2 separate regions of the Homo sapiens genome follow, and region 1 is linked to region 2. The links are chromatin loops, found by intact Hi-C in ENCODE. Cell type or tissue: heart right ventricle. All regions are shown on one strand. Each heading gives the region's core, and the rest is flanking DNA. Links, peaks and the distances in the headings are about the cores only.

Region 1 (16,079 bases), core at 3,668-11,667, 150 kb after region 2:
TAATTTTTATCTCCTGAGAGGTTGCTTTTGCATCCTGAGTGTGCTTTTTAAATTCATTTTTTGTTTTATTGATGTGGTTTTTAGCAGTGTTGATTCTACATTTTCCATATACAATAAAGATCTTATTTTTATTTCACCCACATTTTACTATAATTATGTCAGTTTAATAGAAGCAGTATTATTTTTTATCTCACCTAGGATTAAATGAAAAATAACTAGGCTTAACATTTTATTTTGCTTCATGTCAAAATGTAAATTTCAAAGTAGACTTTTTGTTCTTGAGCCGAAGAACCTTCATTGGTTGGTTGGTTCTAGTAATTTGCCTCAAAGAAAAACAAAACAAAAAAGCAAAACAAACCACATATCTTTAAATTTGGGTTGTTAATTTTCAGCATTTTGACCAGAAATCTAGGTGCCTTGCTTCTCAAAGGATGATTCAGGGACTAGGAATATCAGCATCAACTGAGAGGAGACTGGGAGAAATAGAGGATCTTAGATTCCCACACAGACATAGCGAACTGGAACCTACATTTCAACAAGATCTCCACATAATTATATACATATTAACATTTGAGAAACCCTGGTCTAGAAGAGCCATGTATTTGGTTGTTGGGAGTCATTTAACTCAGCTGAGCTATCAGGCTTCATACCAACACTGAAGCCAGCTGACATCTCTTTAAGTTTCTGTCTCTAAAGTGTGGCTTGAAGACAACATGCTTGCCAAGCTCTGGTGTGACCAAAGATTGTAGGATCCAGTCTACAAGGTGTTTTACATGTTTATTCAGTCAACTATCATGGTTTCTTCCCTGAAGTATGGATTAAGACAGACTGGGCAATCCAACTCTGAAAATTTCAAAGCCTGCCCCCTGGAGGACTGCTGGTGAATGCAGCTCCATGGCAGGGAAGGAAAGCAATTGAACAGGAAGAGCTTGCCTCAGTCCAGGCAGGTGTTGAAATACGGGCCTATTAATGTTCACAGTTTTATTTTGCTTTATCTCTAAGGATCTAATTAATTTAGAGATCATTGCTTTTACTGTCAATGTGGAATAAAGATGATGAATGGACTAACCTCGGCATGTGCAGCCCAAATTGGTGTATTCCCAATGGTTCCTACTGCCTGTCACCTTTACTTTTCACCTGTTCCACAAGTGTTACAATAGAATCTAATAGGAAGGTAGCTCTAAGCCAAATGGGTCACTGATATCTCCCCAGAATTTCACCATTGCAGGAGAAACAAAAGCTGGTTAAAATTCCAAAAACTTTAGAAGGTCGCCACAAGCCTCCCTTTCTAAAAAGGGAACGCACATCATTGACATACAAGTTCTTTCTGCCCTTTTGTTTATTCAACGAATATTTAATGGATACAGAAGTAGGCTCTGGTGATATGGCAGTGAACAAACAGGTGAAGCTTCTTCCTTCATAGAGTTTGTTATCTAGTGAAAATATAAACATTACAAAACAAATCATGTGAAGATGGTTATAAGTCATATGAAGCAATACATATCATGGTAAAGAGCTAGGCAGGCATTCATTGCCAGGCGTTTGTATGTATATATGCTTGGGAGACAGATATGGCTATTTTGCAAAGGAGGCTCAAAGGAGCCCCCAGTGAAAAAGTGAATTTCAGTGGAGATTTGAAGGAAGTGAAGGAAGGGGCCCTGCAAATGACTAAAGGAAGAACACTGCAAGTAAAGGACACACAAGGACACCTCTCCATAGTAGGGCAGTAGTATATTTTATTCTGAAAATTCATAAGAATTTAAAGAGAAAAATGTATGACATACCCATTAAAATTAGATAACAAATCCTGTTTTTAGTGGCTTTTAAGTATTAATATCTTGTATGTCTCCCTATTCTTCCTATTACCAGCGACCTAGTTCACACCCTCAGCATCACTGGCTTGGACTATTGCAGTCGCTTCTTCTTTTTTTTTTTTTTTTTTTTAGGCTGGAGTGCAGTGGTGCGATCTTGGCTCACCACAACTTCCGTCTCCCGGGTTCAAGTGATTCTCCTGCCTCCGCCTCCCGAGTTGCTGGGATTACAGGCACCCACCAGCACGCCTGGCTAATTTTTGTATTTTTAGTAGAGACGGGGTTTCACCACGTTGGCCAGGCTGGTCTCAAACTCCTGACATCAGGTGATCCACCTGCCTCGGCCTCCCAAAGTGCTGGGATTACAGGCGTGAGCCACAGTGCCTGGCCTTCAGTCACTTCTTTACTGATCTGTTTGTCTTTAGTCACATACTAATCCAGTCCATTTTAAGCAAAAATGAACCTAGTGCAACATCTCAGCCTAAAACTCTTCAAAAACATTCACATAGAAAAAAACAGCATTGGAGATCCACTGCTAAATCATTCACAACTGTCAATCCCAAATGGATTTTATACTTAAGTATAAAAACCAGATCTTTAAAACTTTTCAAAGGAAATAGACCAATACATATCCATAACCTTAGGGTAGGGCTACTTTTAAACAAGACATGAAGCACACAAAGAATTAGGATGGGCTGATATCTTTAACTGTACTACAATTAAGAACCTCTGCCTGTCAAAATCATAGGGCAAGCCATAAACTGGGAGGTAATTTACAAGACACATAATTGCCAAAGGAATTAGTATCCAGAATATGTAAAAAATACCTATCCTATATATATCAATAAGAAAAAGCAACTTTCAAATCAGGAGTTGGCTTTCACAAGAGCAGAAATATAAAAATCAACAAGTTATAAGAAAAAAAAAAACCTGTGTAGAAATTGGATTATTGAAATGCCTTTACAACCCAGTAGATTATCTTAAATTTAAAAAAAATAATGAAGTTTTATTGACAAGGTCATGGAAAGCAGATTGTGAGAATGGGGGTGTAAATCACTGAAAAAAACCTGGAAAACTACTTAGGATTATCTCTTGCAGAATTAAAGATGAATATTTCTTACATAAAAATTCTCTAGTGTCATTGATAGTAAAGCAAAAATCTAGAAACAAGAAATGAGGTTGAAACACAAATGAACCCTGAAAGTAAATTCTCTACAGCCACGTTAACAGGGACAAATCTCACAAACATAAGGTTGAATTTCTTAAAAATCACCAAAATATACATTATGTGTTAAAACTATTTAAATACGTTTCTGTATGATAAGATATAATATATTATGGGGACATAGTTACAAACTTAGGAATGCTAAGGAAGATAATTTACATCTCAGAGGAGCACAGGACTTGTCTCAATGGTGTTATTATGTTCACATTTTTTAAATGGGGTACATGGGAATACTAATGTTGTTTTTTTCACATTTTATAAATATAATATATATTTTTTGTATAAATGATATATTTTATGATTATAAAGAAGAAGAATGAGTGTTGAAAACAGTGGATCTTTGGTTCAAATCCCATATCTTCTACTTTGTTTAATATGCCCTGAGACTCATCATTTTTTTTCTCCTTTACATACACAACTGAATTGCATACACAGTCACTAGCACAATCATTGGCAAATGGCGAGTACTAAATATATATTGGATAATATGGGATGGGGCTCTTTAATGGCTTCTCATGGCTGTTCCCTTCTTTGCATGGTGCATGTGTTGTCTTGAACTGGCCTTGACCCTCTTGTCCAACTTCATATCCCACCATCGCCTCCTCTCAGTCACTGCTACAGCATATGCCAGCATTCCTCATTTCTTTGCCTTCAGTACTAAACCCATTGATCTGCCATTATTCCTCAAGGCTCAAGCCAAATAGCACCTCTACTGTGAACAGACAACACTGTAGCACTGACCCCAATACATGTAATTCATGCAATTTTAGTAAAAATTCACGTAATTTTAGTGTTTATATGTGGGTTTAATCATAATATTATGGCAGGAGCCATATATTGTTTTATCATCTTATCCCAGGACAGGTGAAAAAACAATAAATAAGTAGCTGTATAAGGAATAAATTCATAATTTTGAGATTACTTTAGTTGTCTAAATTCCGGGTTTGATTTAAAACATGAAGCATGGGTAATTCTATTAATCATAAATAGGTAAAAGTTTTGTCATTGCAGAAAAAGCTAATGAAGTATTTCTAAAAAATAACAGTTTAATTGGAGAGATTTTTTTCATTCTAAGGCTATCTAAAAAAGTTAATCACATATATAATCATCTATGAAAGATCTCACACATTTATATTATCATAAAAATATCTCAAAATTAAAAGAAAAATGTGTGTGTTTAATTACATAATGTCACTGATCACCAAAAATTATAAGTAATTTGTAATAGTAAAATGAAATGAGTCGACTCCTTTATTGAATTTAAATGAATTTGAATATTTATTTTCTGGAACATTTAGTAAAATGATCTCAATGTATCATTCAGATTTAACTGTGTGATACACAGTGTAAGTAGAAACTGTATTTATAAGCTATAAACAAAATGAAAGGAGAAACTCTAAGGTGCTTATTCAAAATAGCGACTTGACTACTGTGCTTTTTTTTTTTTACTACGTGTGTAGAAATTATGTTTGAGGGGCATTTATGAGAGCAATTATTCAAGATACATGAAAAATGAGATGAAAATAAGTGAAGAACCTACGAATTAACCATAAATGTTCCTCATTCACAACACAGAAAGGGTAACACCAGATACATCTACCCCCTTACGATAATGGGAGTCAATTTATTGGAGAAAATTTTTGCAGTTATTGAGAAAGATGAAGAAGGAAAGAAATTGTCTGTGAGAGGAGACTATTTAGGTAAAGAAAGAAAAAGGATTTGTAAACAAGGAATAGTACTGTGAGTCCCTGGACTGTTTCAAAGAAAATTAGATGTGTTTTGTGAAAAAATAAATGAAATAAATTTATTTAAAAAGTATGCCATATGACTGTCTTTGCAGCCATATAAGAGAAGACAGGAAACAGGGAAAAAGGGAAAAAGAAGCTTGCTTTGGAGGCATGATGTATAAATCAGTATTTCTCACTCTTGAATGTGCATAGGATTCATCAAGGGAGCTTATTATTAATAAAACAAAGATTCTGAAGCAGTTTGCTTTGGGGTGGCACTTGAGATTCTGTGTATCTAACAAGCTCCCAGATGATGCTGATGTTGCTGGCCTTGGATCACACTTTAAATTCCAACAAGAAAGGAAATTACATTGTAGTCCTATGGATGTGTGTTCACATCCTAACTCTGATTCATGTAATTATGTATTCTGGACTCATGGAGGCCTCTGAACTTTACATAGGTGGACATGAGTAGCAACACTCCACACACCCCGTTGCAAGGTAATGAAATAATGTTAGCAAATCCCCAGACACAAAGTAGGTATTCATGACTGTCAGTTCCCCTTATTGAGTCCTTGCAAGTTTACTTGCTCAAATTGATGTTATTGAACATGCAGTAATTATTATATTTCAAGTGTAATGAAAACATGTAAGTCAAGATGCCCCCTAAATAAGTCAAAAATTAGATATCATTTCACTTTTATAACATTTGTCTTTTTATGTACTTTGACAGATGTCTCATTTAGAAGCAGAACATGATTAGAGGGAAAGAAATTGTTGGAAAGATATTGCAAACATTTGGAAAAGCAAGAGGCTAAAACTCATGTTGGGATGGTGACTTTCTCCCAGGACATTTATGTCCAATAACCAATTAGGGTCTTGGCAGCAAACAATGTGTGGAAAGCTGTAATTCCATCACATGAAAGCAGGAAACAGTTGAAATAAAATATAGTGTGAGTCTTTAAAGTCTATGTAGACAATGAGTAGATGTGCTTCAAAAATAAAATGATTTGCAGGTAGGACAAATAGAAATAGGAAGGGTTACATGCAGATGGTGCCTATCTGATGTCTACAACAGGCTCTATCAGACAACCTTATGATCCAAACTGCAGAGGAACACATGAGACTTACCTAAGTACTATGCACTAATTCCAGTACCCCCATCAGACTGTCATCTACATCATCTTCTCTACGTATCTGGTTGTCACTCCTAAATTATTCTCTTTTTCCCTCCTGATTAGCCACTCCGGATTTATATACTAATGGTACATGACAACTCCTAGATGCATCTCAGAAATGTGAAACAACATCCTCAAATCAATGCCTTTTCTAGAGAGAAATACTTGAAAAGTCTCAACTAATCATCAGGTTGGGTCTTTAGCTTCACTTCTCACATTAATTGTAGGTCCGTGAGTAGAAGCCTAGCTCATTACCCAATACCTCATACATGCTCTACTAATACGTGATGTGTGAATGAGGTCAGGATTTTTGTCTTTAGTATATATTTTTATAAAAACAGCAAAAACTAAGTAGAAAGGCAATCACAGAACTTGATCACAAATAAAATATATAGAAAATAATGCCGTCTTATCTAAGTATTCAGACAATCGGGCATAATTTCAGGCCTCAATTGTCATTGTCATTGTTGAAAAGACCTATAAGTCATATTTATAACAGGAAGTGTCAATAAGGCACATGAGGAACTCAAACCTTGTTGACACTCACATCTGCTTAAAGCCATAGCTGATGTTTCCCTGAGGTGTCACTTGCTTTCTGATATGAAAGGACCCAGTCTCTCTATAAACAAATGCTTCTCTAGCAGTAGATTAGGATGAATGAATTCTATTTCTTAAATGTTCATAAGAAATCTCTATACAATTTGCTATTAATAAGATTAGATAAAATCTCCTAAAGCAACATTTTCCCCTCATTCTCAGTTGATGTTTCAGAAAAACCTTTGACAGAAAAATTTGAAAATAAAGATTTTTAGCAATAGAAGTGACATACTAAAATGTACTGATCCAAACTAAGAAGTCTTTGGAACAGGCCTGTGCACATTTGCTTACAGCCCACCAAATTCAGAATATTTAATCTGAAAGATAATTTAGAGACTATAGGACCATCTCTGCAATTTTACAAAGGCCCAGAGGCTCAGGTTGCTTAGCCAATTTGCCCAAGTCATAAGCTCATCAGGAACATCTCCTTGGAGATCATCCCAGATTCAAGACCACGTCACCTCTTTCATGCTCTAATACATCAGCCTCTTAACTCATGTGTCTGCTTCCATCCTCCATACACCTCCCCACCTTCCAGCAGATTTCCTCCCAGGGCCTCAAGATCTGGCAATGACACCTCTCCCCTTCAAGCCAGTTTCTAAACGGAGGAGGAAAGATTTAAACAGGGTCTGGAAGGATTTTGCAAAGCTGACAAAGGGGAAGGGTACTAAAAAGAAAAATATAAATAAATAAATAAAAGAAAGACACAGGGACAAAAGACGCAGAGACAAGATTAAAGGGAATTATTTGAGGAGCAGTGAGTGGTTTTACTCTAAGTGCATTCACGTTTAAATGAAAGTATGCTGAAAAAATGAGACACAAAGCTGATAGTGGAAGATATACGATCAAAGGAATGTCCGATGGTATCTGCTGGTGAAAGCTGCAGTCTAACTAGGGTGAGGGCTCATTACCTACCACAATATTAGCAAGGACCCAAGACTCTAACCACTCAAAGGGATGGTCTTGCAGCATTGCCATCAACTGAGACCTTAGAAATTCAGAACCTCCAGCCTCTTCCCCAACCTTGTGAAACAAAACCTTCATTTGTCACAGGTTCATCAGGGGATTTGTGTGCATAATACATTTGAATAGCACTGACTAAAAATGAGTTCTAAGAAAAGCTGATGAAAATTACATGATTGGCTTCAATATACTTGGGATGCTCTAACCCCCAGTAGTACTAACCCCAGTAGTACATTTCTTATAGCAGAAAGCTAATTGGTATCTAATTAGATAAAGTATGGATCAAAGTTTCCACATTTGGTAACTTCTGTAGTCAGGGAAGGTAAATTTGAGAATGTGTACCTTCCCAGATAGGCTATGTTGAAATTCTGTGGCTCTGAAAATAGCGTCAATTTTGACCGTCTGCATTCTCAAGCCTAGCAAAGGGCAGTTAGTTGGCAAGAAAGTGGTGTCTGGATGAAAACGGATGGAGAAGAGTCACTGGCACTTATTAAGGCTTTGTGTTGTAAGGCAAATGCTTCACATATGCATTCTCATTTAAACCTCACTTTACAAGATTGGAATCCAAGGCCTGAAGAAGATAATTGATTTTCTCATGTGTGATTATAGCAATAAGAATGATAATGATTTTGTGGCTAGCATTTATTGAGCACTTACTATAGTGGCCCCCTTTTATCCTCGACCCCCTGTGGATGCCAGAAACCACGAACAGTACTGAACCTGATTGCTGTCGTTCGAAATACATTTCTGTTCATGTCTTCCACCCACAAATGCAATGCCTTTTCCATCTTAATTAAGCCCTTATCATGCATTGTAGCCAAAACCTTTGCAGCTTGATGTGTGACAGCAAAATTAGCATGAATTTCTTTTGCCTTCTTCAGAATTTCACTTAGAAGATTCATTCTTACCATAGATCTTAGCAATGTCAGCATATAATTTTTTCTTTCCTTATTAAGTCCAGAAGTTTCACCTTTTCACTTAAAGGAAGCACTTTGCAGTTTCTCTTTGGCGGGTGCAAATTGACAGCATCACCACTCTTGCACTTTGGGGCCATTAAGTAAAACAAGGGTTACTTGGACACTAGCACAGTGCCACTGTGATGGTTGATCTGATAAGTGAAACAGCTACTAAGTGACTGGTGGGCTGGGAGCACGGATGGCGCGGATGTGCTGGACAAAGGGACAAAGCATAATGGTGTGAAATTTCATCACAGTATTCAGAACAGTACACAATTTAAAACTTATAAATTGTTTATGCCTGGAACTGTCCACTTAATATTTTTGGACTATGGTTGACCTTGGGGAACTAAAACCGTAAAGTGAAGCCATGGATAAGGAGGGACTACTTCGTGTGTTCAAATTATTGAGCTAAATATTTTTTGTAGCCATTATCTCATTTAATTTTCCCCACGATCCTGTGAGAAGTATTGTTGTCTTCATTTTATAACTCAAAATACATATTTACGCTTCATCATGGGCATGTCTGACTTGAAAGCCCACACTCTTTCCTCAACACCGGAATAACTCAATCACCACCCTTTTATTCATCTGCAATGTTCTGCAAATGATGTCAAAGAGATTCTGATTCTCTCATAAAGTCAAAAAAATGAATGAATGAAAGAAAAAGAAACTCTTTAAGGTGAAAAATTATACATCACAAGATTTCTGAGATTTACAAATGAGATTATTGAACTAACATTTTTTTAAATGTGCCCTTCAGCAAAGATGAAATACACATACTTCTGTTGATGCAATTGTCTTCAATGATTTATTAGGAGATAGATGGGTAACTAGATTTCCCTATCTATTCTGTCATTTAGAGTCCCACACAAATAAGCGCAGAAACATTTACAGGCAATTTAAAAGAATATTGACCACACATTTCCAAAATAAACTTCTAAACCGACTCTCACATCCACAGATAAAGTTTTCTACTGCCCCTGTCATACTACAACCGAATCCCTTGAATGGTCTGCACTCATTCAACACAGGTGCCTTTACTGGAGGGGAGGATCATCTACAGGAAGTATAGGGGTCTGGAGTCCTCACAGAGTTCTGAATGCAAAATTCCTCCCTTAAGATTCACATAGCCTCAGACGGTTTCTTTGATACTCTTTAAACCAGAATTTTCTACATCATAAAATCTTTGTGTTAGTTCAGAGGATTGTAGTAAACATTCAACACAATCACAAAATAAGGAACCTAGGGAGGCTGGGTGCGATGTTTACATCTGTAATCCCAACACTCTGGGAGCCAAGACAGGTGAATCATTTGAGCCCAGGATTTTGAGACCAGCCTGGGCAAAATGGCAAAGCCTTGTCCCTACCATAAAAACAAAACAAAAATAATCAAAAACCGAAAATTAGCTGGGCTTGGTGGTGCGTGCCTGTAGTCCCAGCTACTTAGGAGGCTGAGTGGGGCAGATGGTTGGAGCCCAGGAGATCAAAGCTTCAGTGAGCCGTGATCAGGCCACTGCACTCCAGCCTGGGTGACAGAGCGAGATCTTGTCTCAAAAAATTTAAAAAAAATAAAAATAAAGGGCCTGGTAAATAGTACTACTCCATGGGTTGTCCTGTTCTTCTACATTAACCCTGATATTTTATGTAGACACAATTTGAAAGATATATTTTTGTCTTGAAATCAATATATCTGAGTAAATATCATAAACTGATAAGGATATGCAAGGTTCTTGGCAGTTGCTGTAATTTTTAGTTTCTCAGTTTTAGTCCATTAAACCTGAGCTCACCAATTTGACCCCCTTGATCAGCATGTTTGTTTTCAAAAAAGTTAGATCATGCAGAGTAGCCTCAAGCTGATTTATAAAGTTTGAAATATTTCAAACCCTTTTGCACATTCATTTTCTGCTAATATCCACTCTCCCCTGACTTCCAGACATTTGCATTTATCCAAGATGCTACTCATTTGTGGCAACACACCAGGGCCTCCTCTCTCTGTCGTGAATGAGCTCTGTTTTCTCTCACTTTCCTAGCACCCAATCAAACATTCTTTAACTATATCTGATCTCACAAAAGTATTAGAGTAAAGGAATTTGGTTAAAAAACTCATACTACGCACCTCTAGTGGATTCAGCCCATTCTTTTACCTAGATGACTGCTGTTTTTCACATGCTATTTGAAACAAATTAAATGGGTAACTAATGGTGGAATTTTCCTACTTTTTTGGTAAGAGATGCTTTCCTCTCATTCCTAAAATGAAAACTGGTCAAAGCAGCTCACATACAAGAGACTTTGGTAATTTAAAGGAACCCGAAGAAAGCAAAGCATGGGATAGCAATGGATCATGTTGAGTGTTACATTGAATGTGTCTATTGGAACAGATATTCTGAATTTACCATCACATCACACAGACATTACAAGGAGAAAACAAATGCCACAGGGGCAAGTGAATATATCCATCCTCCAGAATATTCCTCTCCCAAGAAATTCTGCGTACTCTTCAAATAGTGTCTTGAAAGATAAGCCCTGTTTGCACCAGGTAAACAGGCTTTTTACCACTAATATGTCTATCACATTGGACTCTGCTGCCATTCTGTAGCCTGGCAAAAGGCAGCTGAAGATTACAATTTTCCATTTGCACAAAGTCCAAAATTATGAACTCTGTGGATACCAATGACACAATGATTAACCCTTACTTCTCCAATGCCACAGCTTGATGGCTGTAATTCATTGTTGGAGGGCTTGGCAATCTGCTACTGGCCTTAATGACACATTCCAGATGGAATGTGTCAGCTCATTTTTTGAAGACAGAAAGAAAAAGAAAGATGTTTTTCTAACACTATCTTGCCAACACATAAGGAAGCTGATGGAGTGACCACTTCAACTATAAGTTTTCATAGTTACTTCAGTCTTACGCTCTTAATTTCCAGTGCTTACTGATCCCGATACCATGGATAAATCTCTCCAGATTCCTGAGATTAAACATGGTGGTTGGACTGATATGGATACAGTGGTTTAAAATATGTACCTCCAGACAGTGGCCACATCTTCGAAGTGCAACTTTTCTCTAGCGGAACACACTAGTCTGCCTAATAGGCATGTTCCATCACATGCTCCTTTTCCCAGGACTCAGTCATTTGAAGTATCTTTGCTGCATTCACTATACCACTATTTCTCTATCTGAACACAATACTCATTTACTTTCATAACCTTGCCTTTGCCCTTTGATAAAGAAGAATTCAATTCTTTCCCACCTTCCAGCTCCCCAGATCTCTTCCCCTTAATTAGGCAGTCTTAGGATACTTCAGTTAACAGCCTTTCCAGCTCAATTGTGCCCCTAGCTCCTCTGTGCACCAGCTGTCCACCCACATCAAGTCAAAGGATTTGGATTCTGCTCAGGTCACCTTAAGGGAAGTGAAAATTCAAATTGGGAGACTCCTAGTCACATTTAGAAATGCCTCCTTCACTAGCATTTGAGACTGAACTCTTGCTTTAATATATCTTATTTGGTACTTTGCAGCTTGTTTGCTAATCTCCTATAACTTCCAAATATTATAATACAGAAAATAGACTTCATTAATACTATGTATGCCACTTTCATCATTTTTGTCATCATCAACAGCCAAATGTACTAACATTAATTAAGCACCTACTAAATGCTAGGCAATATCATTAACATGTAATATGCACACTCTCATTCCCTATAACATTCAGCACAGTAAATTACTGTAAAACAGAGTTCAATATTTGTTAAATGAATGAATGGTGCTAATGATTGGGATGCTTAAAAATAAAGCTAAGTCAATGTTAGTGGTTGAATATGTTTCCCTTTCTTGCCCGTAGGTAAAAATAATTGTTATAATAATCACCCTGGGGCTTGCTCATTTGTTAAAACCAAAAATCACAAGGGAAACTAAGAAATATCCTAACCAAATGTAAGATGTCTCTCACCTTCCGCAGAAAAGTAAAGATGTAGAAACCCAGAGCATTGCTAAAACATTTTGCTAATGTTAACTTGATTTTCAGATAGCTAGCAAATATAGTTTTTTAAATCACAAGTAATAGTCTAGAAGGCGATAGAGACAGAAAACCGAGAAATAAGATTCAAGCACAAGAGAGTCAGAAACCGGCTATAAATCCAAAGAGGAAGCAAAGAGAACCAAAGGCAGGAACCTTAAGAAAGACACTGAAGTCAAGGGACCTATCCAGACATGGCCAACATGACGAAGGGTGTATCATGGCGGGTCCAGCTCTTCTATTCTTGGACAGTGGACCTCCATGGAGCCAGGACCAAGGCAAGATAAAAAGTCAAAGGGATTCACAGAAACCACTCTTCCAGTTGAACTGTTGTTAGGGAATACGAGGAATACTTACATTGTAGGCAGTGAGTCTTGAAGTTGCCAGTGAAAAAGGCCGATGTTTCACTGCCCTTTTCACTATCCTCTTTGCTCAGTACCCTGCCTGGAGACACTGTCTGCTACAGTGTCTCACTTGGCTTCTTGAATTAGAAGGAACCCTAGAGACCTAGAGATTCTAGAGTTCACCATTGGGCCTGGTGCACGAATCCCCCATCAGTGTTGTCAACAAATGCTACATGGCTTCTGCCTGTATTTCTCAAAAGACCATCTCTTACATAATACTCCAGTTTCTAGAGAGATTTCCTTTACGTTAGACTGAAATGTCTTTTTTTTTTTTTTTTGAGACGGAATTTCGCTCTTGTCACCCAGGCTGGAGTGCAATGGCGCAATCTCACCTCACTGCAACCTCTGACTCCCCGGTTCAAGTGACTCTCCTGCCTCAGCCTCCTGAGTAGCTGGGATTACTGGTACAAGCCAACATGCCCAGCTAGTTTTTGTATTTTTAGTAGAGATGGGGTTTCACCGCATTGGCCAGGCTGGTTTGAACTCCTGACTTCGGTGATCCGCCCGCCTTGGCCTCTCAAAGTGCTAGGATTACAGGTGTGAGCCACCGCACCCAGCCTAGGGTAAAATCTCTTTACCTCTCTCATTTTCTAGACACCGGAGCTCTTCTCCAGATATACAGCCGCACCAATAAGTCTCAGCATCTTTTGTTAGAACTCTATCATGCTGATATACTCTGTTCTTGGAAATTATCTAGCCCCTGGCATATAGCAGGTACTCAATAAATTATTGGCAGACTGCTTGACTACATATTGTCTAAATAATCCTCTTCTATATCATTGAATTCCACTATCAGAATGACTGACATCCAATTATCCTATGAACCTTGAGTATCTCCCAGTCACCTGCAGAGCCTCTGTGTGACCTACCACTGTCTGCATTCCAACTGACTCCAGCCCAGCCAGTCCTTCTCTATATCCCAAGGGGTCCGAGATAAGGATGTAGGAGTGGGAAATGTGAGTAAAAATCAAGTTGATGTGAGATTACAAAATGCATTAAAAATTCCACACACAAAAAATCTGACCGTCTCTCTATAGCCCAGTGATTTTCCATTTATACACAGTAGCTTGCAGATGTTTCGAGAACTCTTCATTACTATGCTTCTAGTTTCTAAGGAATCTGGGATTTGTCTTTACAAGTGATTGTAGTTGCAACTGTAAAAATAAATTATAAAATTTTCTTTGAGGAGAGAAGTGGCTTCATACTCACGCTTTTTTCCTTTGGGGTGTTTCCTTGTAAACTTAATAAACCCCCAAACAAGATAGTCCTTTTGATTCAGTTTTCTGGCCTTCTTCCCCTTGGAACTGTAAACCTACAAATTAGCTCTGTGCTATCTCACAACTATAGAGCAGATGACAGGGCTCATCTATTTATCTCTCAAGGAGATAAGAGAAGTTTCTATTGTTCTTTCTTTGACTGCTGTATAGATTTGTGTAAGATTCTGTCCAGAGTTTATAGTTTCTTGTGTGCCACCTTATATACATGTCAACCTGGTAATGCTTTCTCAAAATTAAATTGTGTTTCCTTTATTCTTCTGTATTGGAACTGAAGAATCTTTTGTTGCAGGATTGTTTCATTTACCCAATACTATAACTTACTGTGTATATTTGGTCAGCCCCTAACTCTGTGGGTTTTGTGATGTTACAAATATCAGGGTACAAGGTACTGTGAGTAAGAGGAAAACAGTGTTACACTTTTTTTCAAGTAGGTTCTCAAAGACATTGCCTCAGGTATACAAAAGAGTATTGAAAAGGCAATAAATAGCAATACACTTCTAGAGGATAATACCTTGAACCATTTTAAGGGTATTTAAAAATATTTTAATGTAGTCATGATTATTTTACTAGTTACTGCACTGTAATTTCTTCTGACTTGTTTTTCTTAAAATTAATTCTTTCAACTGTACTAACAACAAAACCAGGTTGAGAATCTGTTGCCCTGAAGAAGACAGAGCCAGGTCAAATATGCAACTTCAGGAGGCCACATTCACAGTTTTGTTTACATTCATAAACTCCCCTAGAAGACAACTCCGATCTACCAATTGAGATCAGTTTGACAACATCACTAGCAGATGAGACAAAATGAAGTCAGAGAAGGCAAAAAACAGTTATTTATTGCAAGTAGAGAGTGGTGTTGAGGGAGTGGCAGTGAAGAGTTAAAGGAGAGAACAGATTCGAGGTACTTTGGGGGCAGACATGAGCAAACAAGGACATTTGATATAATGAACATGACAAAGAAGAAAGCAGTGATGGATGCTTCTGGAGTTTTGAATCTGAGTGACAGAAAAAAAACATTGTTTTCCAAATTATGAAATTGTATATGAGAGGTAGATTTAAGCACTGAGTAGGTGACTTTGGACATGACCCACCTGAAATGCCAGTGAGACATCCCAAAGGCACCTGGATAGTCAAGTATGGAGCAGGTCAAGAAGTGAGGGGTTTATTTGAAATGCAGCCATATTTAAAGTTATTTATAAACTTTAAAAGTTGTTGCAGCCACTGGGCCAAGTTAACTGAAAGATGTGGCCCAGAGAGAGCCATAGGAAACGTCCCATTTCTATGGCAGTGATGAAGAGCCATGAATTAGAGCAGGAAGCAGTAGCTGCAGGAGAATTAGAAGGACTAACATCTTCCAGAGTCCAGAGCAGGAAAGACTTTCAGAACAACAGTGTCGAACGCAATGGAGTAAAAATGAAGACTGATTGTAAAAAGGTTCATTTTCATTTCTAAATTTGTCCTGTTACTTCTCTTTTTAGATCTTAATTTTTCTAATTGCCTCTTTTCAGAGTTTTTCTAATTCTGGTATACATCTTTTTTTCATAGCTTCTTATTTTAGCTATTTTTAAAAAATATTAGGTTGTAGTTTTCATTTGTTTTGGGACTAGCTTTATGGCATAATTTCCTTGTCTGCATCATTCTGTTTTCATTCTCCTTCCCTGTAAGAATTTATAATAAGTTTGTATAAGAGTTGACCAAGATTTATTTTTACCCCTATTCCTCTCCTCTCTTCCTCCTCCTCCTCATCTTTCTCCTCTTTTCTTCTTTGGAGTTTCTTTGTACTTTTAGGAAAGAGGAAGGGTCAGGATAGTTTTCTAGCATTATGGCTCTAGGGCTCCCTCTCCTGTCATTTTTGCAAAATAATAAATGAGAAAATAATTTTAAAATTCACATTCACTGTGGTAATGCTGCTTTTGTTCCTCCTT
Region 2 (16,079 bases), core at 5,453-13,452:
ACTCGACCGCTGTTGAGAATTTTTGCATGGACACCAAAGCAGCAAGAACTTTAAGAATTGCAATTTTCACACATTTCCTTTAAAGCAAAATAATATGAAAAGAGACCCTCTTCAGACACTAGGCACAGCACAAAACGCCACCTCCTCCCCAGCAAATTACCACTTCACCAGGGGGATTCTTCATGTGTTAACTGCACCTTTTTAGAGAGCTGAGCTATTCTTGGTCTGATATGAACTCCCCAGCCTGCCTACTATAAGCTCTGATAGCACCGTTCACTATTTCCTGTAGGCCTTGGCACAGATGAGAGCCCACATTTGTGAGATTATTTGATTTATATTGATCACTCGCAGTAATCAGCAAACTTCTTGAAAGAAGCAGCTTTCTCATTTTTTGTCATCATCACATGCCTGTTCCTTAATAGGTATTGTCTGGTACTTAGTAGGCTCTTTAGTCTATATTTAAGTAAATAAATGAATGTATGAATCTATATTCAATCAATAAGTTATAATTTGATATTTAAAGCAATAAATCAGCGTTTAGGCTAGAACTATTAAAAATTAACTTTAATTAATGCTACAACAAAATTACCTCTTCTGACCTACTCCCTGCAAACAATTCCATGATTTTCAATTCACTCTCAAAACTCTACCAAAAATAGCTCAGAGCAGTGTGAGCTATATGAGGTATGCAAAATTTATCAGGCCCAGAGAGACAGAGTGTGGGATTGTAGTCACTCACCCCCACCAAACCCAGGGGTGATTGTTTAAAGACATTTTGTTCCTAACTGCCTCATCACTTATTTTCAAGTTTTTGGAATTTGTAATAAAAAGAACCATGGATAAGCCAAGCAATAGCTTATACTATTTTAACGCAAATTCTTTTTTATTTTTTTTTGAGACGTTGTCTCGCTCTGTCACCCAGGCTGGAGTGCAGTGGAGCCATCTCGGCTCACTGCAAGCTCTGCCTCCTGGGTTCACGTAATTCTCCCGCCTCAGCCTCCCAAGTAGCTGGGACTACAGGCGTCAGCCACCGCGCCAGGCTAATATTTTGAACTTTTAGTAGAGACGGGGTTTCACCGTGTTAGCCAGGATTGTCTCGATCTCCTGACCTCGTGATCCACCCGCCTCGGCCTCCCAAAGTGCTGGGATTACAGGCGTGAGCCACCGCGCCCGGCCTAATGCAAATTCTTGATAAACAATTTGGGAACTGCCTCTTCATTTCCTATAAAAACCCACTTGTAACTGCTGCTGATGGGAGCATGTATTTAGGGTACATTAAGTCTATGCTCTCAGGTTGCAGTCCTCAAAACTGGCCAAAATAATTGCTCTATTTATATTAAGTTTGCCTAGGTTTTTTGTTTCCTTTGTTTGTTTTCCTTTAGGCCAACAACTCAATTCACATGTGACCTCCTTTAGGTAGGCTTGAGATTCCCCTAGTCAAATTCAGAAGTCGTTTTCCATTCTCTGATAGTACTTTGATTTAATGTATCTATATAATAAAGATATTATATGCTTGTACATTTTTCTCTCCACTAACCTTTGAACATCCTGAGATCAGGAACCACTTCTTCTGTTTGTATTCTAAGCTATCCCTGCAGTACCCAACACAGAGAAGTGTGGGCTTTACCAGAGTTCAATAAACATTACTGGATAAATATGTGCCTTTTCACCAATTTTTAAGGCTCTGTTAGGCACTAAATTCTTTTTTGGTTTTGTTTTTTTTGTTTGTTTGTTTTGAGGCTGAGTCTCACTCTGTCGCCCAGGCTGGAGTGCAGTGGCATGGTATCGGGTCACTGCAACCTCTGCCTCCCGGGTTCAAGCAATTCTCCCACCTCAACCTCCCGAGTAGCTGGAATTACAGGCACCCACCACCACGCCTGGCTAATTTCTGTATTTTCAGTAGAGATGGGGTTTCACCATGTTGGCCAGGGTGGTCTTGAACTCCCGACCTCAGGTGATCCACCTGCTTTGGCCTCCCAAAGTGCTGGGATTACAGGCGTGAGCCACTGCGCCTGGCCTAGGCATTAAATTCTTATTATTCCTCTTTAGCATGCAAGTATTATCTTCCAGTTCTTTCTCATTTAATGTTACCTCCCCCATAAACTTACCTTTCTTAAAATGATTACTGAAAAAAAAGGTATGAAGGGTATACAATTTTCTTCTTTCATTTTTCAATTGTGAATATTTTCTCTTGATTTTAAGAGAGAAGAACGGATGATCTCTTTTGATGACTTTCTTTTCTGATCCCTAAACCAGGCTGAGAAGTTTCACTCCTTTGCCTTGAAGGTTCTAGAGGTTATAATTCTATCCTTAGCTCTTTCTTACTTGAGACACAGCAAAGGAGGTGAGTTCATCTTTACTCACAGATGCTTTATTTGTTTTTAAAACAATGGTAGGGACTAGATGCTTCTCAGGGAGGGTAATCTACTCCAGTTCTGCAGCCTTGGAGTCAAGTGTTTCCAGAGTATCATGTTGCTTCACTTGACGAGGTGTTTTGCATCTTGTTAGATGACTATAAAGTGAAACCCATTTCCATGAATGTTTAATGAACTTAATAAAGGAATGCCAGAGCCAGACAATTCATTTGTTAAACACTGCAATTTGCAAAGAATTTCAAGTAGTTAACATGAGCTTCAAGATAAAACAAAGACAGATTTGCCTGATATGGTAAGCAAGTAGGAAATTTTCCTTTCCAAGGATGAAATATGCCTGAATAACCCGTCACCCTCTGTAAAGTGGAAATAAATGCCTGCGGTGGGAAGCTTGGTGATGGAACTTGGTGTTCAGAACTTCCCCATGGTCCCATTTGAAACTTGAGCATGGACTGTGAACTTCTTTACCACTTTTGACATTTTGGGAAGGATAATCTTCTGTTGAGGGAGGTTATTGTGCATTGAAGGATGTTCATCAGCGCCAATGACCGCTACCCACTAGATGCCTGTAGCATTCTTCTCCCAGCATGCAATAGCCAAAGTGTCTTCAGACTTTGCCAAATGTCAAGGGATGGTGGGCAAATTGCCTTCTGTTGAGAACCACTGAGTTATAAGGATGTTGGTTTGTCTTTCAGCTACTTACTAGCTGTCTGACAGACATACCTTTCTCAAGCTCCAAATCCCATTTCTATTTTCTGCACATTGTGGGTATAAATTAATTGTTAGAACTAAATGAGACAATGCATTTATATTAATTTGTTTCTTTAACAAAAACTGATAGAGATTTTTATGGGTATTGTGTTGAATTTAAACCACATTTTGGGTTATATCATCATTTAACAATATTAATTTTTCCAATCCATCAATATGGGTTGTATGTCTATTGATTTTAATCATTTTGATCAATGTTTGTAGATTTCAAGGTACAAACTTTTCACCTTATTACGTTTATACCTAAGCGTTTCTTACATTAAGTTCTCTAGCAAATGGAAGTGTTTTCTTAATTTTCTTTTAAAATTGTTTATTGTTAATGTATGGAAATTCAACTAACTTTTGGTGCTGATATTGTATTCTGCAAATCCACTGAATGTGTTTATTAATTCCAGCAGTATTTTGGTTGACTCTTGGGATTTTCTTTCACTTGCGTCTGTGTGAAGAGACCACCAAACAGGCTTTGTGTGAGCAACAAGGCTGTTTATTTCACCTGGGTGCAGGCGGTCTGAGTCCAAAAAGAGAGTTAGTGAAGGGAGATAGGGGTGGGGCCGTTTTATAAAGTTTGGGTAGGTAAAGGAAAATTACAGTCAAAGCAGGTTGTTCTCTGGTGGGCAGGGGTGGGGGTCACAAGGTGCTCAGTGGGGGAGCTTTTTGAGCCAGGATGAGCCAGGAGAAGGAATTTCACAAGGTAATGTCACCAGTTAAGGCAAGGACCGGCCATTTTCACTTCTTTTGTGGTAGAATGTCATCAGTTAAGGCAGGAACAGGCCATTTTCACTTCATTTGTGGTGGAATGTCATCAGAAAAGGCAGGAACCGGCCATCTGGATGTGCACGTGCAGGTCACAGGGGATATGATGGCTTAGCTTGGGCTCAGAAGCCTGACATTTTCTACACAGAAGATCATGTCATTTACAAACAAATATAATTTTACTTCTTTCTTTCTCAAAAAAAAAAAAAAAAAAATCCAGCCATTTCCGTACAAATAGAAGTTCAGTTCAACTATTCCACTAACATGTTACTGATTAGAATCTATCCTCATCACTTTAACTAGTGTCTGGCTTTGTTTATCTTTGACATAACCAGTTGCTAAGGAATGAAGCCCTCCATCACTGTGGTTGTTTTAGAGTGGTGGGATTATACCCATTAGAAATCAATAGCAAAACCATTCACTCTGTTTCTGAAATGAACAATTCCTGCACATTGCCATGAATAGAAGTTTAACAAAACTTGCCTGGGAAGAGACTCTGATTTATGAATTCTGCATTAAATCATCTGAGTACATCTGTTATGGACATCATAATAGCGACTTTTTGGGTAATGATTTCTTAGAATCACCAGTGATGTATAAATTTCCAGTGATTGAAGCATTTGGAGGGGTGTGAATGTGTCCTGGATGATTGCCTATTATACTCAAATGCTAGGTTTATGCAATGGCCTTTGTTCTTTTGTTTTATGCCTCAGATTCTGAAAGTGCGGATGCTGTGTGGGGTCAAAGAATTGCTAACCTAAGAGGAATATATCTGCATGTATTACACAGAATTCTCTTGCTTTAATTTAGTGTTTTGCAATATACCTCAGTAATGGTTAAAACTGCCTTACAAAAAGTGTAAGAGGCAAAGAGTTTGCATTTAACTTCAAGTTCTGATATCTCTGTAAGGCTTGGAATTAGAAGGATTGATTATGAAACTCCACCTTTCACCTTTGATTCTTCTCACACCCCTTAACTTGGAGTTCTCTGAACATAACATGCATTTTTAGGATTCCATGGCTTTATTCTTCCTGCATGTTCTGGCTTCTAGCTCTTAGCCCTTTGACTCTCTATAGAACTTTTCATATCCTTCCAAACCCAGTCCGAGTCCGACTCTGTTGTGAGGCAGCCCCCAAGTCTACCCCCATCCACCTCCCACTGGCTTCCTCTTGTCCAACCTCTGCTGCAACAACAACTATCTCGGAACTCACTTCTTCTGATTCTGGGGGTTTTTGTGTTTCTTCCTACATAGAACTTCCCTTATGGCAAGGGACATTGTATCCTTGGTGTCACATACAACTTCTGGCACAAACTAAGGATTCAACAAGTGTTCATGGGACAAAAAACTGAAGCTCTTATTTTTACTAGAGATTAGTTTATATTACAGATTGTAATCAAGAGCTGAAATTTAACTTGCCTTTTATCTGATGCATACATACATGCATGTGTGCATACGTCCCAGCCCAGAACTGTTAAAACGATTTAAGCAAAACCCTATAAAGCTCTGAAAAATATTTACAAGTCTGATCCCAGGCTCCCAACACCTCTGAGCTGGAAGCACTGAGGTAGGCTATAGGAGGAGGTGTGTAGACATGTCACTTACATTTTGCAGCTGGACATGGCTCTTCACCAAGTTCTCTGACTTTGCCATTGTGCTGGATGCTTTGAGACTGTAGCTTTTACCATTTTGTGGCACTTTCAGCTGCTCTTGGATTTGTTTAGCTTGTTTCCTGCAGGCATAAATAAACGTGTACAAATATTTGCATGACTTTATTCAACTCCTACTTTCAGGGTCTCATTCATTCCCAGTGTCTATATTTGTTATTTGCTAAAGTTAAATAAACTCAGCTAACGAAGAGAACCCTTCTCTCATTTCCAACCCCACCAGAAATACTTCCAGTTTAGTGATAACCTGATATCATCCATATTCTCTAGGAATTCACATTCAGTGGCACCCCAAAAGCAGACAAACATTTAGTGCATTGCCCTGGCCCCCATAGATGCAAGAAGTCTCTAACCCTGAGTTTTAGCTGCAAAGAACTGGAAATACTATGGGAAAGTGACTAGAGGAAAACAATTAAGACTTGGGCTTAGCAGGTACATATGACATATTTGTAGAGTTACATTTATATTTGTACAATTCAAATATGTTTAGCTTAATTGCACAACTTGACTATATACCATAATGTGTATATTCTCTGTCTTTTACAATTTAGAAATAGCTCATTTATTGTTACCAAGAGCCCAGATATTAAAAATAGTTAACTCTTAAAGAGCTAGTTATACAGTAATGTGCCACACATGGTTTTAAGTGCTTTATATGTATCATTTCACAGATTTTTCATGATAATTCTTTGTGATGAGGCCATAATGCTATACCCATTAAGTAGATGAGAACTAAAGCACAGAGAAGCTAAGCCATTTGTTTGACGTCACATAGTCAGTGAGTGGCAGCGATTGGATCTCAGCCCAGCCAACCTGCCTCCATAGTTTACACTCTTCAACCACCACTCAGAATTGCCAAGCCATGTGCTCATGGTCCCACCGCTTCTGAGTGAAAAGGCTGAAACTGCTGTAGGGTTCTGGACTTCAAGTAAAGTGCTCCTGTGTGCACATGCGGAATGACTGTTGTCTGGGTCACTCAGTGCCTACACCAGAAGGATGGGACAAACCACTGCCTTAGCAGCAGCTCTGTCCCAGAAGCTTCACAGAAATCATCTATTAGCATAGACTTGGTACCCATTAAACACAACACTCACACACACACACACACACACACACACACGCACACCTCTTTGCAGTGTTGACCTAAATAACAAACATGGAGACTCTAAAAGAAAATATTTATTTGGAAATAAGTGTTGCAATGGGAATACACACGATATAGGAAACTATGTTTTATCACTAGGAAGACAGGAAACGTTAGGTACACAACTGATTTGAGATCACTATCCTTGGCTACAAGGATCAATAGAAAGGATGGTGCCAGTCCAAGGGTGGACAGGAAGTTGCTGGGCATATGTCCTTGCAGAACTATTTTCGTGCATGTAAGGCTGCAATAGTCTTCATGCAAAGCTGCGGTTTTCACAGACTTTTGTGATAGTTCTTGTAATCAGGCATTTGCCTACGTGACTGCTCCCTTCATGTCCTTCTCCGGCTCTATTTGTCAGGGTTTTTAACACAAATGACTCCATTTTGATTCTGACAACTTTCCCAGTAGAATCATGCCCTTGAATTTTGCCTGTCTTCCAACGTCTCTGACAAAGATAGTGCCGTCAGTGGAGCACATGGCCGGTCTTAGCAATGAGCTTCTCCAGTCAGTAGCACCCTACAGAGCGTGGCTTATTGTATCACAGGGACTGGGATTTGAATCCCACTCTGCTACCCACTAGTTTTGCTACCCTAATAATTTCCTAAACTTGTTGAGCCTCCATTTCCTCCTCTGTAAATGAAGTTCATAAAAGCTATCTTCCACGGACACTGTGGTGGCTGCATGTGGAGGCACACGCAAAATGTTCATATCTTTCCCGATACCATCAAGCAAGCTCAGTCTTGTGAGCAGAAGCTGCAAAAGAATCAGAACATTGACCCAAAGGTAAAAGATTACACTAGTTGCATCTTCCCAAGCAATTCACCAGCACTTGCTGCAAGCTTTGGAGGCTTTGAGCTTCATTACCCATTTTGAATTTACAATATCAGTGTGATGTAGCTCTGTTTTTTAAGATATTTCTTTTATCTTTCCAATTATTTGGGAGACTTTTATCTCTAGCACTCTTAGTTGCTTTAATCCTGTTGTAATAATCTATTTGCTTCCTAACAGCTAATCTATAGCCTATTGTTAAAAATAAATCTATCATATCAGCATTTTAAGGAGCATGTTACAGCCACAAGATTTTATCAGGGGTTCATTCGCACACACAAAAAAGGGGAAATCAGGAGGTTCTAGTCTGGTAAATCATCCTGAAAAAGTAAGAGTGCATGTCTCAGAGCAAGGATTCCATTACTCTCATGGGATTAAATTAGAAACACTTAATGATGTTTGCAGTAATCCAATTCAGAGTCTTGGAAGTATAAACTTATAAGGGAATTTTCTTTAAGCAATATCCAATACCGGACTGCGTTTCCTAAATCCTTTTATAATTTGCTTACCTTTAGTCTTTTTTCACTCAAGTCCTGACTTAGTAATATTCCAAGATACGTGGTCCTTCCATTCTGAGCCTGCCTCTGCCTATCTACCATCCCTCCTCTCTCACAAGCACACACTTTTTTGCTCTTTCTTCCTTCACCCAGAAAATGGGAACAGAGAAAACAATCAGCAGCTGATTGCAATACCATTAGCTCTCTCATGAGAGGCATTGCTCTGGGGAAGAAAAGATGCATGCCTTGCACATGGGAATACTATTAGCCCAACAGTGTCAGTGTGGAAACTTTACAGTTCATTTGAGTTTTAAATTTCTCTGGTCCAATGCATTAGAAAGAAATGAGATGTAAGTTGCAGAATAGTAGACATCATTAATCCATTGTTAGGCATTATTTGTCTTGTTGCAGATTGGGCTCCTGGGAAGGCAGACCCTGGGATAAAGACAGCATAGAGGACTTTTGTTAAGGAGAGCTCTTGGTATCAACACCTGTGGAAGCAAAGGGAAGAAATGGAAGCAGAATTGGGCTGGGGAGAAGTTGGAATGTGATACAGTCTCAGTGAAAACCTCAGCAAACCTCAGAGGGAGCTCTGAAGCTGGCATGGTCTTGCACCTGAAGTTGGGGAAAAGGTCTAGGTCTTCAGAGCCTCATATCGATGCATCATTGGAGGTAAACAATACCAGAATGGAACATGAGATTGAGAAAGGTGACTCTTCACCGGTGTTTGCTGGCAAACTTGGCGACTAAATCCTCCATATCTGAAGAAGACGCAGCAGTGCATCAGAGTGTCTGCCATTAAGAGGCTTTTTTTGGGATCTAAAATCTCTTACTTCAAGGGGTTGATGACCTATAGTTAGGGGCAGGTTGTTACCGTGTCTACATTTTACTGATAATACCAGTTTTTATCCTCCTCTTTTTTCCCATTTGTGATAATTACCTGTTTCAGATTCTGCCTCCTGAAACATATCCTCTCCTACTTCAATTCTAGTTTTAGAGTTGAATCATATTTTGTATTTCCAAGCTCTGCTAAGAACTCTAACACTCATCCCCATCATTCTTAACTACATAAGTTAAAAATAAAGAGAAAAACTTGAATAATTTACAGTCATTGCGTGAGCCACACTGGCCAGACTTGACAGGCTCAATTAATAGTTCTATTAACTATGTATAGGAATATATGAGCTTATTGGGAGTGAAGAGAATTTCTTTCACTGTTTTTTAGAGTTGCTATGGGTTCAGTTAACTCCATCAAAAAATCCTCTAAATTCAAGGTGTTTCTTACTTATTCCTTATCATGTTACCTACCTTCCATCTTTCCTCAGACACAGAATTTGCTGTAATATTCCTTCTGATGAAGTCATGCCATGCCAAAGGTGACGAGGGAATGGAAAAAGAATCATAAAGGCAAGGTCTAAGTGATTATGGGAAGTAGAACATAAATGATCAAGAGAGCTTTGAGCTAAGTCTCAGCTCCCTCTGGGCAGAAACTATACATCCCAGTGTATCGAATGGAGGTTCAAGTGAACTTATTTGAATACCAGTGATAGAGAGGCCTTAGAATCCTGGAAGACTTGGGGCTTCTAAGCTAAAGTAAAAAATGTATATGCATATAAACTACTTTCCTTTATGAGTGAAAGTAAGGGAAGGTCAAGGTAGAGTTTGGATATTCTGTTCTCCCCAAGGTTTTGGAAAAGGAAATCCACGAATTCACACACACACACACACACACACACACACAACTTGTGCCAGGGTTTTATGACAATCTATATTGCTTTTAGCAATATAAATTAGGTGCTTGGTAAGGTGGTGGCATTTCTCTCAAGCAAAGAAAAAAAAGGGAGACCAAGCCTGAAAATGGTACTAGAAGAAGGAAATGCACCCTAGGCCTCTAATGAGGAACATATAGCTAATCCAATTTCAGGTGGAAAATACTTCCATTTGTATCATCATTTTATCATTTTTGCCTTTAGTTATTAATTGATTCATTTTTTAAATAAAACTGTGTCCCAGGCTGGTAGACAGAAAGATAACAATGTCCCGCTTGGTGCTCTAGCTTCTGTGCAGTCCTCTGAGCCTACCCTAATGAATCTGATGTTGAAGATTGTTTTCATTAAACACTTTGACTCCTCACTGAGTCCCAGGAGGAGATGTTGATCTCAGAGCCCTCTTGCTGTCCAGAGTGAGACATTGACAGCCCCAAAGATGGAAGTCCCCTGGTAATCCAGCTGTTTGCTTTCATAATTACCATGATCTGTCTTTCATTTAAATGTGGTACAACTACACATTATACTGTAAAAATAAGTGATTAACTGCTTCTTTATTGTAATTTGGTTATTGTTAAGTAAGGAATTTCTTTCTTGTACAAAGCTCTAGCAGGGAGACACTTCTAACTACCACCCTGCTGGGTGTGATTACCACTCTCGTGCTCCAGGGGAGGCTCTTAACTTTATAGCTACCCAGCCTCCAAGTTCTAGTGTGGAAAACCATGGGTGTTAACGACAGCAAGCCTCCATTGGGTATTTACTCTTTTAAACACTTTGCTATGCCCTTTACACTGTGATTGCATTGTTTTTTTTTTTTTGAGACTGAATCTCACTCTGTTGCCTAGGTTGGAGTGCAGTCGTGCGATCTTGGCTCACTGCAACCTCCACCTCCCAGGCTCAAGCCATTCTTGTGCCTCAGCCTCCCGAGTAGCTGAGATTACAGGTGCTCACCACCATGCCTGGCTCATTTTTGTATTTTTAGTAGAGATGGAATTTCACCATGTTGGCCAGGCTGGTCTCAAGTGATCTTCCTGCCTCAGCCTCCCAAAGTGCTGGGATTACAGGCATGAGTCACCGCGTCTGGCCATGATTGCATTTAATCCTTAACAAAATTCTATAAGGTAGATATTATACTTGTTCATATTTTACCACAAAGGGAACCAAGGCTAAGAGACACGATATAATTTGCCTAATCAAATATAACAAGTAAATGACAGCCTGAAGATTTGAATCCAAGTATGACTCACTAGTGTACAACCCTGACCATTATGCCAGATGGCATTCTTGGAGAACATAAAGTGCTATGGGCTGCACAAAAGAGAGTAACTCCTAACTCGCTCTGCGCAGCTCCACCATCTAGCAGAAGGACTATGTGAACCAGTATGGTATAGAGGTTTAGAGCATGTGATTTAAACTAGAACTCCTAAAATTAAAGAACCTATCTGTCATTTTCTTCTTTATGACTTTGAAAAATAAACATTTTAAAATAAATTCTGGTATTATTTGAAAAATGCAGTAATAATGCACAACTCTGATTTCTGTGGTGATTGGAAGCTAACACATAAGAAGCCCAGTGTGCCTGGCAAAGAGTAAGTGTTCAGAAATTGATAGTTACAACTGCCACAGCCAAGAGTTGCCTAGGAGATGTAACAGCTAATATCATATGGTAAGGATGGGGCCCTGGCATTAACAAAAGGGCCTTAGGTAAAATACTAAGGAAATCTGAAAATACAGACTTTAGTTAGTAATACTATATCAATATTGTTCCATTAATTGTGACAAATGTACCATGCTAATGTAAGGCATTAATAATGGAGGAACTTTGGTCTAAGGTATATAGAAACTGTCTGTTCTATTTTTGCAACAGTTCTAAATATCTAAAAAACATTCTGAAATAGTTTATTAGGAAGATAATAGTTACTAATTCTGAATTGATGCTCAAGTTTCTGTTATTTTAAAAAATCATAATCACAGTTTTCTTTGAGAATCAACACAGATAACATGCAGACAGGTATCACAAACTATACCTGGAAATTAATCCCATGTTAGAAGAGCAAATTGGTAAAAAATTATAGGTCCACTGAAAAGCAATTACACATTGGCTTGAATTTCAGACAAGCTGTAGGAACCAAATCTGTGCAAAATTCTTAAGACATGAGAAACCAAGGGGCTAATATTTTTATCTGCATTTCTTAAGTGCAGATTATATCATTTTAATAAATGAAATACGTCTACCAGAGTTCATTTGGAAAAATACACACACACACACACACACACACACACACACACACACACACACACACAGAGAGAGAGAGAGAGAGACGTTTATATCTACTTTTTTTTTTTTTTTGAGACAACTCTGTCCCCGAGGCTGCAGTGTAGCAGTGTGATCTGGGCTCACTGCAACTTCCACCTCCCAGGTTCAAGCAATTCTCCTGTCTCAGCCTCCCAAGTAGGTGGGACTACAGTGGCACGCCACCATGCCCAACTAATTTTTGTATTTTTCCTAGAGATGGGGTTTCACCATATTGGTCAGGCTGGTCTTGAACTCCTGACCTCAGGTGATCCACTTGCCTCGGCCCCTCAACGTGCTGGGATTACAGGCTGAGCCACTGCACCTGGCCTACATCTATTTCTAGTCAAACATAAACACCTTTATCTGAAGAAGGTCTAGTTTCTCAGCAAGGTAACTTTAGGGCATATTCAACATGTGCATACCAACTGGTAAACTGAAGTATATTTTTTAGTATTCATATTCCACATTTGCCTAAAATCTTTATGAAAAACTGAATTGTTTTTTCAGAAATAGATAGATAATGGTTGATAATGTGCAGGTTCATAGCAGTGGCCCCTTTGTTCAGAAGAGTTAGCCTTTAGTGACAGGCAGACACCAAGCCCTTAATACCAGCAAGTGGTGAATCAGTGCAAAGAACATAGAATGTTCGTGGTCACTGAGAGGAATGATCATTATGTGCATCGTAGATAAACCGCGCACACATGTGTGCACATACACATCACATACATGCATGTACATGCCTGTACACACTCACCACAATTTACAAAAATGTCCTAAGTCACTTGCAGATTGTTGCTAGACCCATTTCCACAGGTTCCCTCTGTGTGGCACACAGACTGAGAACTTAAAGTAACACAAAGCGCTTTCTCTAAAAGTAACCTTTAAACACTTGAGAGAAATAGTCTTACTTGCTTTTGAAGTAGAATGCTGCACAGAACATGCCCACGATGACAATTCCAAAGATGATACATGAAATTGACAGCACCTGCCTTTGATAAACTTCTTCACTCTCTGTGAATTTGAAAAACAAAATTAGAATGGATGCTAGCGGGGTGCATCAGCAACTATCTTCATCCATGTACTTCTGAGCTGGTAGGAGTCTTTCAAAGCCAACTTTTTGGTTTCTGTCATAAATAGGGAAAAAACAAGGAACTTATTATGATTCAATTACTTTGCAAAGTTCTACAGGATAACTGGTTGCTATTATTTGTATCTGCATGGCTACATCAGAACTCATACTCAGATATTGCGATTACAGATTTATCATCAAAAGACATTCTATGACTTTAGGATTTACTGGGGACATAAGCCTGTGAAATTGTGGTAAGGCCCAAATTAATCAGCTAGAGAAACAAACTCAGGTGCTTCTGAGCTTTCCTGTGGCAGTGATGCCTTCTAATTTACCTTCTGTGGTGCTGATGCCCCTGTGTTTTCTGATTCTGATTTAGTCCTTGGCTGTCAGCCTCCCATTCTTCCTACTATCACTATGATTGACATCACTCATGAAGAAAAAATCAATAGGCACGTAAGTATTTTATTCACCCAGTCTCTGTCCTTCTCAATACCAATGATTTGGCACAGTAGAACTCAGCCTCTATTACCAAGGTCATACCTTGTAGCTTATCACGAAAATGACAATAATTCAAAAACAAACATTTCACTCTGTAGCCACTACCATTTATACTCCTAGGTCCTTTCTTAACCTGTATCTACCTAAACAATTCTTCCATCTCATCAAGACTTTGTATCCGTAGAACCCAGCAGTTTCTCTGTTAATTATCCTCGTCTTGTCTTCATCTTTCTGTTTATATAGGACAGTGACCATGGTCCATGACTACAGTCATTTACTCTCTTGCAAATACTCTATTTACTTTATCCCTTTTGTCTTCCCTTCTACCTATTTGGCAAAATAAATGGACACAAATCCAAGAAACTGCCTTCTCCATACCTCTACTGTGGGCAGCTCAGAATGGGGGAAGAAAACTGTACCACTGGGCAAATGGACACCAATAAAGAACAGCAATCACAGAGCTTAAGTAGTCATCTAATGGTCACTAACAATGTCATCAGCCTGCCTTCCTGTTTCCCTAATGATCAGCCATATCGTCTCCACACTACTCACACACCTGACACAACTTTCCCTCTCTCACTCTCAGACCTTCTATACAGGTCATAAGAAACAAGCAGCCAATTTAGAGGAAATTTCCCACTATTTAACACATATATATTCTAAAAATATACAAAATTAATTGCATCTATATACATTCTCTCTCTGTGTCATTAACATAGAACAATAGTTCTCAAATTGTAATGCACTGGAGTCACCTTGGAGCCTAATAAAAAACAGACTGCACCTACTTCTTTCCCCAGAGTTACTGATTTAGTAGATCTGGAGTGAGTACAGAATGTCGGCATTTTTAAAAAGTTCCCAGGTGATTCTGATGCTACTGGTCTGAGAAACACACTTTGAGAACTTTTGAGCAGACTAAGAGTTCTCAAAACATGAATCATCTACATAAAAAATCACCTGAGGAGATATGTTTTTCTTTGTTAATACTAGTTATGGTTTCCTTCTTTCTAAATCAGGATCTTTTTGGTTTTTTTTTTGGTTTTGTTTTTGTTTTTGATATAGAGTCTTGCTCTGTCACCCAGGCTGGAGTGCAGTGGCGTGATCCCAGCTTACTGCAACCTCTTCCTCCTGGGTTCACGTGATCCTCCTGCTTCAGCCTCCCAAGTAGCTAGGACTATAGGCACCTGCCACCATGCTTAGCTACTTTTTGTACTTTTAGTAGAGATGAGGTTTCACTGTGTTGGCCAGACTGGTCTCGAACTCCTGACCTCAGCTGATCTGCCTGCCTCGGCCTCCCAAAGTGCTGGGATTACAGGTGTGAGCCACCACACCCAGCCAGGATCTCTATTTAAGTAAAATTTTCAGGTATTTCTCATGCATACTAAAATTAGAACATTATTCAATTATAGCAAGCACTATTTTTTAAATAAAATAATAATTCCTTTGGTGTTCATTGTTTCCTATCATCTCGGGGGCTTCTCATCACTGAAAATTAAAGAAAAACAATCGATTCAAATTCATTTTATGATGCCAGTATTATCATGATTCCGAAAAAGACGAAGACCTAACCAAAAATTACAGATAAATAGCCCTCATTGCCACAGATGCAAAAATCTTAATAAATTTTAGGAAATAAAATACAACAATATATAAAAAGTATAGTGCATCATGACTAAGTAAGGTTTATACACAAAAATGCAAGGTTGGTTTAATATTTTAAAATTAATCAATGTGATTCACCATTTTTACATCTAAGCAGATAATTTAACAACTAGATCAGAGGCAAAAACATAGCCAAACTTAATATTCATTCTTGATTAAAACTCTCAAAACCTAGAAATAGAAGGCACTTCCTCAACCTAATAAAGAGTAGCTATAAAAAATCTATATCTAGCTGTGAAAGAATGTTTTTTTCCCTAAGATCAGGAATAAAGCAAGAATATCCACTCTCATACCTTCTGGTCAACACTGTACCAGAGGTTTAGTTAATGTAACAAGAAAAAATAGGAATAAAAATCATTCAGCTGGGGAAAGTAGAAGAAAAGTTGTCTTTGTTTGCAAACAACATGACAATTTATACAGAAAAGCTGATGGAATCTACAGAAGACCTAGTATAATTATCAAGTAAGCTTAGGAAAATTTCAGGATACAAGGTTATAGGAGAGAGATACAAAAATAAATGTACATCATTTTACAGCAACAAAGAAAAATTGAAACAAAAATGTCATTTACAATAGCATCAAAGCATGTAAAATACATAGAGATCAATTTAACAAAAGGCACACAAGTCTTGTACATTGAAAAGCTTAAAAGAAGATCTAAATAAATAGATATAACATGTTTATGGATTAGAAGGCTTGATATTATTAAGATGTCAATTCTCCCCAAGATGATAGACAGATTGATTGCAATGC

Evidence for each region. Hi-C counts contacts between places; a loop is a spot of excess contacts. Peaks named below come from ENCODE experiments on the same cell type or tissue, not always from the same donor. Only the 100,000 strongest peaks of a DNase experiment are listed, where the experiment ranks them.
Region 1: a loop joins it to region 2, with 2.3 times the contacts of the local background. A loop is called at or near these places in 14 of 110 quality-filtered maps.

What each region holds. Positions count from the first base shown.
Region 1 is chr10:82,796,603-82,812,681 of GRCh38, reverse strand. The region is part of intron 3 of NRG3 (neuregulin 3); the gene reads right to left. Among named protein-coding and RNA genes, the nearest start is that of NRG3-AS1, 570 kb to the right of the region's middle. RefSeq lists a silencer at 2,082-2,270. In heart right ventricle, for the core only: no CTCF peak of the experiment used is centred there; no DNase peak of the experiment used is centred there.
Region 2 is chr10:82,948,496-82,964,574 of GRCh38, reverse strand. It overlaps NRG3 (neuregulin 3), which reads right to left. Exons shown (of 9, transcript NM_001010848.4): 5 at 13,004-13,106; 6 at 5,500-5,626. Among named protein-coding and RNA genes, the nearest start is that of LINC02650, 720 kb to the left of the region's middle. RefSeq lists enhancers at 2,233-2,874, 3,604-4,125, 7,734-8,933. In heart right ventricle, for the core only: no CTCF peak of the experiment used is centred there; no DNase peak of the experiment used is centred there; H3K27me3 peaks cover 297 bases.